3 separate regions of the Homo sapiens genome follow, and regions 1 and 2 are each linked to region 3. The links are chromatin loops, found by intact Hi-C in ENCODE. Cell type or tissue: IMR-90. All regions are shown on one strand. Region 1 overlaps TNXB (tenascin XB). Region 2 holds the start of NELFE (negative elongation factor complex member E). Region 3 has its middle 4.6 kb from the start of TNXB.

Region 1 (2,500 bases), 65 kb after region 3:
CTCCCCTTGGGCCTTCCTATGTGGTTGACCCCTGGCTCCCCCTGAGCAGGGAGGGGCCATCAGGAGTTTTGCTGTGCTGGTGGCTGTGCCAGGTCCCCCACAGCTGACCCTGGAACTTGTTACGTGTGTTAGCTGTCAGCTGAGCAGGACCACCCAGCCCCAAGAATGGACTTCTCTGAAATGACCTCAGGTCCCCCAGTCATAGCCTTGGCTTCTCCCTCCTTTTCCCCAGGACCCAAGGACATCCCCCTCACTCTCTCTCCCTCCTTCTCCACTGCAGAGGAAGAGACCCCCAGCCCCACAGAACCCAGCACTGAGGCCCCGGAGGCCCCTGAGGAGCCGCTCCTGGGGGAGTTGACAGTGACAGGATCCTCCCCTGACTCGCTGAGCCTCTCCTGGACCGTCCCCCAGGGCCGCTTCGACTCCTTCACCGTGCAGTACAAGGACAGGGACGGGCAGCCCCAGGTGGTGCGTGTCAGGGGCGAGGAGAGCGAGGTCACCGTGGGGGGCCTGGAGCCCGGGCGCAAATACAAGATGCATCTGTACGGCCTCCACGAGGGGCAGCGCGTGGGCCCAGTGTCCACCGTGGGCATCACGGGTGAGTGGGGGGACAGGCCCTCGTCCCCAGGTTTACCTCTGCAGCCCCCTTGTGTTTCTCCTTTGGATCTTGGCACCTCTTTTGACTGGGCCTCTAGGTTTCTGTCTTTTCTCCCATGTTGCTAATGATCCTGCCTCATCCTTGGATTCATGGAGACTGTGTGGAGTCAGATGGGCAGGTAGTCCATGCCCTGTTTGTTGTAGCTTCCTTCTCCCATTGTGATCTGGAACCTCCATGTTGCTCGTGTGCTCATTTGTTAGTCTTCAGGCTCCCTTAAGGAGTATTTTAGTGGCTCAGAAAGTGCTTCAGATCCAGCTGCCCAGATCTGCATGTGCCTTCGAATGTAGTGATTGTGCGACTTTGCAGGCGTTTCCTAACCTTGTGCTTCAGATTCCTGCAAAGTTGGGGTGATGATAATAATGGCACCCACTTCATATGTTGTGCGAGGGTTAAATGCACCACTGTTTGTGAGCTGCTTACAGCAATGCAGGGCACAGATTCTAAAACAAGCGTTTTAGAGGAGGCCGCTAAGAAATGCTCACTCCAGTCCTGGGAGAGCACTGCCTCCCTTGCGCAGGGTCCTGCCTCCTGACCCATGGGCCTGCTCTGCTCTTTTCAGCGCCCCTGCCCACACCACTGCCGGTGGAGCCCCGCCTGGGGGAGCTGGCGGTGGCGGCCGTGACCTCGGACTCAGTGGGCCTCTCATGGACGGTGGCCCAGGGCCCCTTTGACTCCTTCCTGGTACAGTACAGGGACGCGCAGGGGCAGCCCCAGGCAGTGCCTGTGAGCGGAGACCTCCGAGCGGTCGCCGTCTCGGGGCTGGACCCGGCCCGCAAGTACAAGTTCCTGCTCTTTGGACTCCAGAATGGGAAACGCCACGGCCCAGTCCCTGTGGAGGCCAGGACCGGTGAGTGAGGGCTGGAGGCCTCCCGCGGCCAGAGCCTTCGCCCCCTTGTGGCACCTGTTGGAATTTCACGTTCTGTGCCCCACACTCCAGTCCTCAGCACCCACTGATTTATTGGGTCCAGGAAAACCCAGGCCCTGAGCTCTCCTCTCCCACTCACACTCATCCCTCTCCCTACTTTCCCTGCACCCCAGGGGACACTTGCTTTCTTGTCTGGCTCCTCTTTTATTCCTACTCCTGGCCCAGTCACCCTCCCGTTCCTGGGACCGGCTCACAGAGCCATAGCAGCCCAGGAAGCTCCGTGGCCCCTTTGCCTCCATCCCACTCTCCATGCACCTCACTGTCTTTTCCAGCCCCAGACACCAAACCGTCTCCCCGCCTGGGGGAGCTGACTGTGACAGATGCGACCCCTGACTCCGTGGGCCTCTCGTGGACGGTCCCTGAGGGCGAATTCGACTCCTTCGTGGTCCAGTACAAGGATAAGGATGGTCGGCTCCAGGTGGTGCCGGTGGCAGCCAACCAGCGGGAGGTCACAGTCCAGGGCCTGGAGCCCAGTAGGAAATACAGGTTCCTGCTCTATGGTCTGTCAGGCAGGAAACGACTGGGCCCCATCTCTGCTGACAGCACCACAGGTGAGTCCCAGTCCAGCCTCCACCTTTTCCAGAGCTGCCTCTCATCCGAGCCCTCAGAGCTGGCCCTGCAGCCTTCCCGTGAGATTCCCTCTATCAGCCCTGACACAACCATCTTAACTCCGAAAGTGAGTCCCTCTGTGTGTCAGGCACAGTTCTGAAGCATATGCATTACTTCCTTTCATTCGCTGACTGCTGAGGAAATAAAAGGGACACGGGCTTTGGGGCCAGCAGATCTGTGTTCCAGTTCCAGTCCTAGCCTTTGCCAGGGTGACCATGGACAAGCCGCTTCATCCCCGGGACCTCAGTGTCCTCACCTGCATAATGCTGGGAATGGCGCTGGACTCAGTAGTGGTTCCCATCCTCCTC
Region 2 (2,500 bases), 150 kb after region 3:
CTTCTACCATCCCATCTCCACAAGAGTCACCTGGCCAGAAGGGATACTGAGTTGGATTTCCCCATAAGGACTGGGAGGCTGGCCCTGGAGGCCGGCGAAGAGACAAGGAGGTTGTAGCCGAGAGATTTGTGTTCTCCAGCAAGACCTAAGGCAAGAGATCAGAGCCCCAATGAGGCTGAGCTTGTCTCTGACCACCTCCCCTTCTCCCCAACTGTTTCTCATGACCCCTGACCTCCTACCTCTTTGTAACCCAGTATCTGGCCTGTGGTTGGGTGTCTTTGGGCCTGTAGGTCGGATGGGACTGGGGCTCCCAGGACAGCCAAAAGAGACCAGGGATCCGTCTTCCTCTGCCATTTTCTGGAGAGAAAAATAGTAACTTTTGGGTCTTCTTTCTTCCTCTGTCCCAGCTTCCTTCAGGAACCCATCACCCTAGTCTAAGCCCCTCCAGACTCCTCACCGGGCTGAGTGCTCCACACCATGCAGAGGCAGCCAGGCTGGGGATGACAGAAACAACTGTTCTGCTTCTTGCTGCAGATCTGGGGCACAAGGAGGGAGGCCATGGGGAAGCTGAAACAAGGGCAAGATGAGAGGCATTAGGTAAGGAAAGAGGATAAAATGCAGACAAAAGAGATGATGGGACTTGTGTTCAGATCAGAAATGGCAGATGTGTCAAACAGACTAGGACAATCAGGCTTGGCCAAAAACTACCTGCTACTGAATTACCTGGGGCAGATTTTGGATTTCAGAAACATGGAGGCTGGACCTAGGAATGTGCATTTTTAAAAAGCTCCCTGGCTAATCATGAAGCACACTGAAATTGGAGACTCACTGATTTTAGAAAAAGGGGTCCCAGACCTAAGGATGAAAGGTTGGAGGCTCAAAGCCTATCATCTCAGTCACCAAGTGCCCTGGTGCTTGGATACAGAAGGGAGCTCCACGGAGAAATGCCACATTTGAAAGAGCAGCTCTCAAAGCAAAAATATCCCCAGCCCTTTCTGCTCTGTCCTCACATGTACTGCAGGTACACTGGGCTGTAATCTGTCCAGCACCCCTTCAGGCTGGGATGGACAGGAGTACAGGCACAGATGAACAAGGTTAAGCTAGATCCTACTGTGAGGAGGGTGAAGGAGGTTTGGACTCAATGCGGGTCAAAGGTTAGGGTCAAAAGTCACTCACGCTACTCTCTGGAGCTCCAGGCAAGTTCAGCAGCTCCCAGTGCCCCGTGCATCCGAGCTCCACGGCCCGAAGGGGTAGGTCCAGGGGATCTGGAGGGGGTAGCACTACGGGGAAAGGTCAAAAGTCAGGGGTCAAAGTTCATTCCATATCGGCTACTCCGTTCCATTTCCCTCCCCTCCCCCTCACCAAGTCGCTCTGTCTCCATCATCCTGGAGCCACAGCAGCTGCCTGGCAGCCCGGAAGTGCGGCAAGTAGTCGCTGCGAAGTAAGCCCCGCCCCGGAACGGGCGGAAGTAGAGGCAACTTCCGGTACAGCCCCGCCGAGAGCGTGAACTATCGCTGCGGAGGGGCAGACCTGGACCGGTGGAAGGCCGGGCGGAAGTGCGCGCCTGGGGCCGCCTTGGTTACCGCGTTTTCCGCTCCTCGCTACGTCATCGTTGTGAGCCCGCTATCAGCGGCCAGCGCGGGCGCGGCCGGAGACCGTGGGGCCCCCGGTTGCCGCCCCCTCGGGTAAGGCCCTCTGCTTCTCACTCTTCGGCCCTTTTTCTCATAGCCGTTTCTCTGTTCTTCCTCTTTGCGTTGCTCTGCGGGCGCTACGCTGGCTCCACCGCCTTCTCTGCCGTTCAAACCCCGCGGTTGTCCTTACCCTAGCGAGGGTAGGGGGGTCGGGTGCCATCGTCTTTCCGACGGAGTGGATATTTGTCCCTCCTTGAACCACATGGTACCTAAAGGTGCTGGTGTCTGTGATCCCTGGAGACAGGAGGGAATGCTGGATGATCCCGACCAGCGGGAGCTTGGACAGCAGCCTGGTTTAAGCAAGGGGTAGGGAAAGCCAAAGACAAGAGTAGGCAGACCTGAAGGGGTGGGGTTGGGTACAGTGTGGACGGCGTGTGAACCCCGGGTGGTAACAGTGGAGAAAGATGTCTTGGGCCCTGCCCCTGAACTAGGAGCCACCATGTTGGTGATACCCCCCGGACTGAGCGAGGAAGAGGAGGCTCTGCAGAAGAAATTCAACAAGCTCAAGAAAAAGGTGAGGGACTGTGTGTGGACATGGCCTAACCTTTCACAGACTCTGCACTCTGAGAAGATATGGGGTGAGTGTGAGCGAATGGGGAAGTTTTTCTGGCCCATACCTAGAGACATATCACCTCACAGTGTAGCTTCGAGAGGTGGGCTTTCCCAAGCCTTGGTGTGGACCTTCTGTCTTTTCTATGCAATTTGCCATGGATTGTCTTCCTTTCCCATGGCTTTTAGTACCGCTTAAGAGCTGATGATCCCCAAGTTTGTTTTTTCCAGTTCTATCCAGTGTTATACTGAAAAACTTC
Region 3 (2,500 bases):
AGCCAGCATCAAAGAATCAAGCACTGAAGACATAGCTGGCTCTGAGGTGGGGTGGGTGCGGGATCACAGACCGCATGTCATCCCCTTGCCCCCACCCCTGCAACTCTGGGGTATATCTGTGTCTAGCAACGATGTCTCATGGCGTGACAGACTAGAGGATACGCATCCCTGGAATGTGAGTCAACAGGAAAGATGGGGCCCCACGCCCTTCAGGGTGAGCAGCCTCTGGGTCTCCTGCTCTCGAGCAGGTTCTCCCCCTCTTCTTGCTGTCCAGGATGAGCAGCTCAAACAAACAACAAGAGCTGGGGCCAGAGGCTCAGAGCCCAGGAAGTGGGGGTCTCGGTGAAGAAGGGGTGATATTTGGAAGGGAAGGGGGATGTGGCAGGATATCCTCTAAGCCCTAAACTGGAGGGGACTGAGACTTGAGAGTCCAGATGAAAGACAAAGACAAGAGTGGGGCAGGCAGAAAAAGCTGTACATTCTTATGTTTTTAATTTTTTTTTTTTTTTTGAGACGGAGTCTTGCTCTCTCACCCAGGCTGGAGTGCAGTGGCGCGATCTTGGCTCACTGCAACCTCCGCCTCTTGGGTTCAAGTGATTCTTCTGCCTCAGCCTCTCAAGTAGCTGGGACTACAGGTGCACGCCACCACACCCGGCTAATTTTTGTATTTTTAATAGAGATAGGGTTTCACCATATTGGCCAGGCTGCCCACTTCGGCCTCCCAAAGTGCTGGGATTACAGGTGTGAGCCACCATGCCTGGCTAGGCTGTGCATTCTAATTAGGAGGAAGGGGAGCAGGACAAAGTGAGGGATTGAGTCTGAGGCCAACCTGGAAGAATCCCCCTCCAGCTGCTCCTGTTCAGCAGTGCCTCAGGCCTGACCCTGCAGGAGTGTCCTGGGTCAGCTGGAGGGTGTGAGCTGGGCCTGGGCTCAATGCCCAGATGACTGGACAGGGGCTGCCTGGGCCATAAGCCCAGGCCTGAAGGAGGGAGGAAGAACCTCATGTGTCCAGCCAGGCAACCCCCACACCCCTCCCACTGCCCTCACCCATTACTGTGTTTGGGGTGAAAACAGACCAAGTAACTATGGCAACCTGGAACCAGGGATCCCAGGAACTAGACCTTTCCTCCCTCCAGAGGGCAGCCCAGCTTCTCAGCTATGCTTTCTATCCCAGAGTCCTTGAGCCTTATCCACCGTATCTCTGGAGGGGGTGCAGTGAGAACAAGGATTTTGGAAGCACATCACCTAAGCTGGATTCCCTACCCTGCCTTTCGTTAGTAGATGTCCTTAAACATTCTGAGCCTTAGTTTGCTTATCTGTAAGATGGGATGTTCCTACCTCCTAATCAGGGTTGATGACAGGATGAAAGACGACGTCCTCAGTGCCTGGTCCATAATAGATACACCTTTTCCTCATCCCTTGCCCCTTTCTGTCCCCATCTCTGTTGTCCTTCTCTCTTCCACTTTTATCCCATTTGGGTTCATTACTGTTTCGTTGTCCCATTGTCTTCCTCCTTCCTGCCCCCAGTTCGGGAAAGTACTTGAAGTGCTGGCATCTCAGGGGTCACCCTGGGGTGGGACATCCTGCTCCTCTGCTGATTGGCAAGGGACAGCTGGCACTTTGGTGTGGATGAGACATCAGACCTCTCTTGGCTGAGGGATTGTGGTGGCAGGAAGGATTGAGAAGGACGGTGAGTGGGTACCTGATGCAGGGTGAAAGCCGGGCAGGCTCTGGGCTGCTGCCTTCTAGGCCCATGTGGATCTCCATTCCTCTGGCCACACCCCCAAGGCCACTCAGCATGCCAGGTCGCTGTCACTCCTGCACCTCATTGGCCCCTCCTGCCCTATGCCCACTTTGTCTTTCTGTTCTGCTTTCCTTGTGCCACCATCTCCTTCATTTCTTCCTCAGGATCCCACCTTTTGTTCTCTCTCATCCCTGACCTCATCATCCCTCCCTTCCTCTTTCTAGACTTCTTTCCTGCCTTTCTTTGCTCTCTACCTCATTAGCAGTTATCACAACCTCTTTTTGAACCATTATTCATCACTGTTTTTTTCTTCTTTTGTATCTTCCCCACCCCATCCACTGCTTCACTGTCTTAAATTTTTTTTTTAATTTAAAAATAGAAGTGGGGTCTCGCTATGTTACCCAGGCTGGTCTTGAACTCCTGGCCTCAAGCAGTCCTCCCATGTTGGCCTCCCAAAGTGCTAGGATTACAGGCATGAGCCACCGTGCTGGCCTTATTTAAAAATATATATATATTTTTAAATTCACTGTCTTTTTCCTTTGTTTTTCTTGGTCTTCTCATCTGCTGCTGCTGCTGACCCTGTGCTTGTCTCCTCCCTTTCTCATGCCGCCCCCTTTCTATTTCCCATTCTGCTCCCTCGTCCACATTTCTTGCCCCTTTCCATTATGTCCTCTCTTTTCCCCCACTTTGGTCCTCTCCTCCTCCTTCCTTCCCCCACTCCCTTTACTTCCCACACCAGTTCTCCATCCTCTTCCC

The links. Hi-C counts contacts between places; a loop is a spot of excess contacts. Peaks named below come from ENCODE experiments on the same cell type or tissue, not always from the same donor. Only the 100,000 strongest peaks of a DNase experiment are listed, where the experiment ranks them.
Region 1: a loop joins it to region 3, with 8 times the contacts of the local background. A loop is called at or near these places in 14 of 110 quality-filtered maps.
Region 2: it touches region 3 in a loop (8-fold over the local background); 6 of 110 quality-filtered maps call a loop at or near these places.

What each region holds. Positions count from the first base shown.
Region 1 is chr6:32,047,368-32,049,867 of GRCh38, reverse strand. TNXB (tenascin XB) reads left to right here. Exons shown (of 44, transcript NM_001365276.2): 28 at 281-598; 29 at 1,218-1,505; 30 at 1,856-2,134. Among named protein-coding and RNA genes, the nearest start is that of CYP21A2, 10 kb to the right of the region's middle. RefSeq lists enhancers at 1,259-1,892, 2,082-2,500. In IMR-90, a CTCF peak has its summit at 1,549 (motif pointing left); no DNase peak of the experiment used is centred here.
Region 2 is chr6:31,958,077-31,960,576 of GRCh38, reverse strand. NELFE (negative elongation factor complex member E) reads left to right here and starts at 1,606. Exons shown (of 11, transcript NM_002904.6): 1 at 1,606-1,685; 2 at 2,123-2,205. The coding sequence starts at 2,131. SKIC2 (SKI2 subunit of superkiller complex) reads right to left here and starts at 1,402. Exons shown (of 28, transcript NM_006929.5): 1 at 1,363-1,402; 2 at 1,177-1,280; 3 at 458-567; 4 at 240-357; 5 at 31-145. The coding sequence starts at 1,384. In IMR-90, no CTCF peak of the experiment used is centred here; a DNase peak (open chromatin) is centred at 1,496; H3K4me3 peaks cover 1,705 bases; H3K27ac peaks cover 1,231 bases.
Region 3 is chr6:32,112,708-32,115,207 of GRCh38, reverse strand. No RefSeq gene overlaps it. Among named protein-coding and RNA genes, the nearest start is that of TNXB, 4.6 kb to the right of the region's middle. In IMR-90, a CTCF peak has its summit at 1,136 (motif pointing right); DNase peaks (open chromatin) are centred at 157 and 1,017; H3K27ac peaks cover 1,506 bases.